Linked DNA regions of Homo sapiens: region 2 is linked to region 1. Evidence: read pairs that join two places in POLR2A ChIA-PET (ENCODE). Cell type or tissue: OCI-LY7. All regions are shown on one strand.

Region 1 (2,500 bases):
TCTCAGCTGCTGTCCCTACAGTGGCACATGATGCTGGGCACCTCACCTAACTGCAGACACCCCTTCTATAAAATGGGAGGGCTCACACTTGTCTTAAAAAGTGGCTGTGGGGATTAATTGGAGCCAACAGTTATACAGTTTTTTTGTTTTTTGTTTTTTGTTTTTTTGAGACAGAATCTCGCTCTGTGACTAGGCTGGAGTGCAGCGGCGCGATCTTGGCTCACTGCAACCTCTGCCTCCCAGGTTCAAGCGATTCTCCTGCCTCAGCCTCCCAAGTAGCTGGGACTATAGGTGTGCGCCACCATGCCCAGCTAATTTTTGTACTTTTAGTAGAGACAGGGTTTCACCATGTTGGCCAGGATGGTCTCGATCTCTTGACCTTGTGATCCGCCCGCCTCAGCCTCCTAAAGTGCTGGGACTGCAGGCTTGAGCCACGGTGCCTGGCCTGTTACACAGTTCTTTCTTACTGCATGCCAGACTGTGCTAAGCATCTTACAAGCATTTAATTTTATAGCAACTCTATGACAGAAAGTATCATTATCCCATAGTACAAAAGAGGCAGCTGAAACTCAGCAAGGTTAGGGAGCTTGGAGCCAGATGGAGCCTGTGCTATTAGGCTATAAAGCAGGGGAGTGAATTAGTATTATGCCTGGCATGTAGTATGGATTTACTGAAAAGTACCCATTCCCTTTTCTGACCTTCTTTTTCCCCTGCCCCCAGCTTCATAATAAGGCATTTCTTAAGGAAGGGCAAGAAAGTAAGCAAGTCCCTGGAAAACATAGTACAAGGCTGTCTAAAACATACACCAGATGCATTTTACCCATGCTTAAGCAACATCCTGTTTTGGATATTCAGCTGGATACAAACCTTCAGAATCTTTTCAGTGATGTTGGGTTGACTCTCTTGATTCTACCACCACATTCTACTCTTTGGTATCTAACTTCACAGCAAGAGTAAAAATAATTATTTTGGGGTATGAATTTTTTAAAACTCTTACCTCCTCAGCAGCTATATCCTACTGGCAGGGCGGTGTTACTACTTCACACAGGGCCAGGGCTAGGGACTGGAATTGTGACACAAACTCTCTTCAACCCATGGAAGTCTGTGCTTCCATGGAGGTCTCTGGAAAGCTGCGGAACAGTCCAGCTGCATCACTGCTTGGTGGCCGGGCATGCTGGGTCCTCCCCAGGCCTCCTGCTGTGTCTGTATTATCAAACTTGCTGAGGCTCAGCTACACAGCAAGGTTCCCAGAGAGTGGCAGTCTCTATCTTACTGTGAGGGGACAGGAAGGAAGGGAAAGTGAGATCACTTCCTGGCAGGCCTGCCAAAGGCCTAGGGGCTGGGTCACACTCCAGGTCTGCCCATGCCAGGCTGGGCACCTCTGGACAAGGCTCTTCCCCTCAAACCTCGGGAGTCTCAAGTGTGGAATGAAGGGGGAAACTGGGTATCTCTGTGGTGGTTCTGAAACATGTCTGCAAATTATCTGACATTCCTCCTCTCGGGAGGTAGAGTTTAATTTCAATTTCCCCGAACGAGCTGGCCTTAATGACCTCTAACAAATAGAATGCAACAAAAATGATTTTGTGTCACCTCCAAGATGAGGCTATAAAGGGTTATACAGCTTTCACCTAGCTCTCTCTGGGGAAACCTGCCTCTAGAGCATTGAGCTGCATATGGGAAATCTGAGGTGGCCGTGCTGTGAGGAAGCCCAAACAGGCCCTATGAAGTAACCACAGGGGAGAGGTCCTGAGACGGCCAGGAAAGAGCAGCAGCCGGCCAGCCTTCAGCGGTGCTGGCCCCAAGCTGCTCCAGTTCCAGCCACCATCTAACTGCAACTGCATAAAAGATCCAAGCCAGAACTGCCCAGCCAAGCTGTTCCCAAATTCCTGACCCACAGAAACCATGAGATATAAGAAACTATTGCTGTTGTTTTAAACCACTGAGTAACAGGGGTGATGGATTATGCAGAAGTGGATAACTGAAGCAATCTCTAATGTTACTTCTAGCTCTGGGGTAAGGGAGGTAAGAGTCTTCTAGCTCTGAAGGAAGGGCAGGAAAGCAAGGAAGTCCTTGGAAAACTGCCCCTCCTTTCACAGTAGGATGGAGACTGCCACTCTCTGAGAACCTTGCTGTGTAGCTGAGCCTCGGCAAATTTAGATCATACATCCGCAGCAGGAGGCCCGGGGAGGACCCAGCATGCCCAGCCACCAAGCAGTGATCCAGATGGACTGTTCTGCTGCTTTCCAGAGACCTTCATGGAAGCACAGACTTTCATGGGTTGAAGACAGTTTGTGTCAATTCTAGTTCCTCTAATTCTATAAAATGCATCTCCAAAATACACCGTGGAGAATGAAAAGAAGCAAGATATTATCTCTATAGTATTCATCCATTCCTTCAGAAAAATTTCACTGATCCCTCAGTGTATACTAGGCTTGGGACTAGATACCACAGATACAAAAACAGTAAGATACCATTGTGCCCCTGAGGGAAGTCCATGGTC
Region 2 (2,500 bases), 490 kb after region 1:
GCCTCCACTACAGAGGCGTGAGCAAAACTCATGATCAAAACTCATTTCCTAGCTTCCTTTGCATCTAGGAGTAGCCTTGTGATCCAGGAGACGTAATTGTCCACGAAACATAAGGGAAAGCTCACTTGGGGTTTCCTGAGAAAGACTTTCTTCTATGATAAAAGAAGAGATGAAAGCAAACAAAGTCTCTCTTGCTACCTTGGCTTTCCCCCTTATTCTTGCTTTTGGATGCAGGTTGGGGGTCGTGGGTGCTGATGCTTGGAGCTGTGGCAGCCATTTCACAACCATGAAAGGAAGGTCAAGAGAATTGCCAAGATGCCAACCCAGTTGATTCTGAAGCTACTGAATCAACTCTTGAACCATCTACAACCAGACTTCTTGTTAAGTAAACAATAACTGTTCTCAAGATTTAAGCCCCTCTTCATCAGGTTTTTTGTTACTTGGGGCCAAACACATTCTAACTGTTAAAATGTATGATCCAGGGCAGGTTACACAATGTCTCTTAAACTTCATGCTTTTGTTGAGATCTTTCTGACACACCAAAGCTCTTCCCATACCCCAGATGCTTCTCTACACAGGAGGTTTCCTGGCAGAGCATGGGTATGTGTGTGGGAATGGGGGAGTGGTGGATGAGGGGGGTGCAATTAATGTGGCCTTTGTACAGAGCCCATTACAAATGGGTGGGATTGGTTATGTGCACAAGGTGGTTTTTAGGTATGTGGATGAGGGGAAAAGGAGATCCCTGAGCCTCATCAGAAATATAAAAAGAAATTATAACATCATTTGAGATACATGAAAGTTAAGCAGAAAAGGGAGAGTGGAATGAAATTCTCAAAAAAGAAAGCAAGTGTAGTAGTGCAATATTGCTGTGATAATACTGCATGACAAGCAACCCTCACGATAACAACCATTTTTTTTCTTGCTCATAGATCTGTGGGTTGACTGTGTTGGCTCTGCTTCAGGCTAAGGGAAAGGTTCAGGTTTCCTCCAGTTGTTTCTCATGTTGGGACCAGTGCCAACGGAGCATGTTTATCTTACGGTGGATGGCAGAAGTGCAGGAATGAAAGCCTCTGCTCCTATCATGTCTGCTTAGATCCTATTGGCCAAATCAAGTCCCATGCCTGAGCCCAACAACAGTGGTGTGGGGGAAGTAAACTCTTCCAAATCTAGAGGCAGGTACTTACCACAAAAAAGTGGACATATGATTTCTTTTCTTTGAGACAGGGTCTTACTCTGTTGCCCAAGCTGGAGTGCAGTGTTACATCATAGCTCTTTGCAGCCTCAAATTCCTGGGCTCAAACTGTTCTCCCACCTCAGTCTCCCAAAGTGCTGCGATTACAGGCATGAGTCACCACACCTGGCCGTATTATTCTTTTATACGGAGTGAAGAATTGGGAATAAAATCCCAATCTACCACCGCAGGAGAAGTCACAGAGAAAAATACAGTCAGAGGAGGGGGTTCCTATGAGTGTCCAGTCTCCAGCCATGATGACATTATCCCTTCAGACTACCTGATCCTTTTGGGCTGCACTGATACTCACCAAGGACCCTCCCTCCAACTCCACTCATTATTTCATTTCACAAGTTCAGTTTTTTCCCCATGTTCTCTTCTTTCCTCATCTTTTCTTCCCCCCAATCCTATCTAATATCAGCCAGTAGAATTATCTTTCTTAGTATCTACTTGGATTGGGTCCCTATATCCAGGTAGAGACAGTGAGAAAAGCTAGTGATTACTCTTTTCTTAGACATGAACACCTGGACATTCCCCAGTTGGTGGTTTAACTTCTCCCTCTTTGTTCCTCCATTTATTTTTTAAAATATTTAAGGAAGTCAATGACTTACAGAACCTTTCATGGGCACTTGGATTAAAGAGATACAAGAGGCATAGTCCTTATACTCCAGGAAAGAAGACCTGGAATGTCTTACCTGATGGCCTGGCATTAAACATGCCAGGACAGAGGGATGTGCAGGAGGCTGTGAAAATACACAAAAGCATTGTGAGTTTGGAAGAGAGGGAATGGAGAGGACTCTGATTTTACCCCTACCTATCCTTCCAGGATGATTCCTGGCACACAGCTCTCTGTCTCAGACCCGTTAAATACAATTATTAGTGTGGTTATTGTTTATCTGCCTTTGCCAGTAGGCTGTAAACTCCGTGCACTTAGGGATGTGCCTATTTTGTTCATTTTTGTTGTCTTAGTCCTTTTGGGCTTCTGTAACACAATACCACAGCCTGGGTACCTTATAAACAACAATTTATTTCTCATGGTTTGGGAGTCTGAGAAGTCCAAGATCAAGGCACCAACAGATGTGATATCTGGGGAGGGACTGCTTTCTGGCTCTCAGATGGCACCTTCGCTCTGTGTCCTCACATGGTGGAAGGGGCAAGGCAGCTCTCTGTGGCCCCTTTCATAAGGGCACTAATCCCATTAATGAGGGTGAAACCCTCATGACCTAAGCACTCCCAAAAGCCCCACCTCCTAATATTGTCACATTGGCA

What was found. ChIA-PET counts read pairs that join two places held together with the same protein. Peaks named below come from ENCODE experiments on the same cell type or tissue, not always from the same donor. Only the 100,000 strongest peaks of a DNase experiment are listed, where the experiment ranks them.
Region 2: POLR2A ChIA-PET joins it to region 1 with 8 read pairs; 2 of 35 experiments call an interaction of 5 or more read pairs at or near these places.

What each region holds. Positions count from the first base shown.
Region 1 is chr20:44,597,388-44,599,887 of GRCh38, reverse strand. The region is part of intron 2 of PKIG (cAMP-dependent protein kinase inhibitor gamma); the gene reads right to left. Among named protein-coding and RNA genes, the nearest start is that of PKIG, 16 kb to the right of the region's middle. RefSeq lists an enhancer at 1,563-2,310. In OCI-LY7, a CTCF peak has its summit at 986; a DNase peak (open chromatin) is centred at 1,287; H3K4me3 peaks cover 1,017 bases; H3K27ac peaks cover 1,805 bases.
Region 2 is chr20:44,103,826-44,106,325 of GRCh38, reverse strand. No RefSeq gene overlaps it. Among named protein-coding and RNA genes, the nearest start is that of JPH2, 82 kb to the left of the region's middle. In OCI-LY7, no CTCF peak of the experiment used is centred here; no DNase peak of the experiment used is centred here.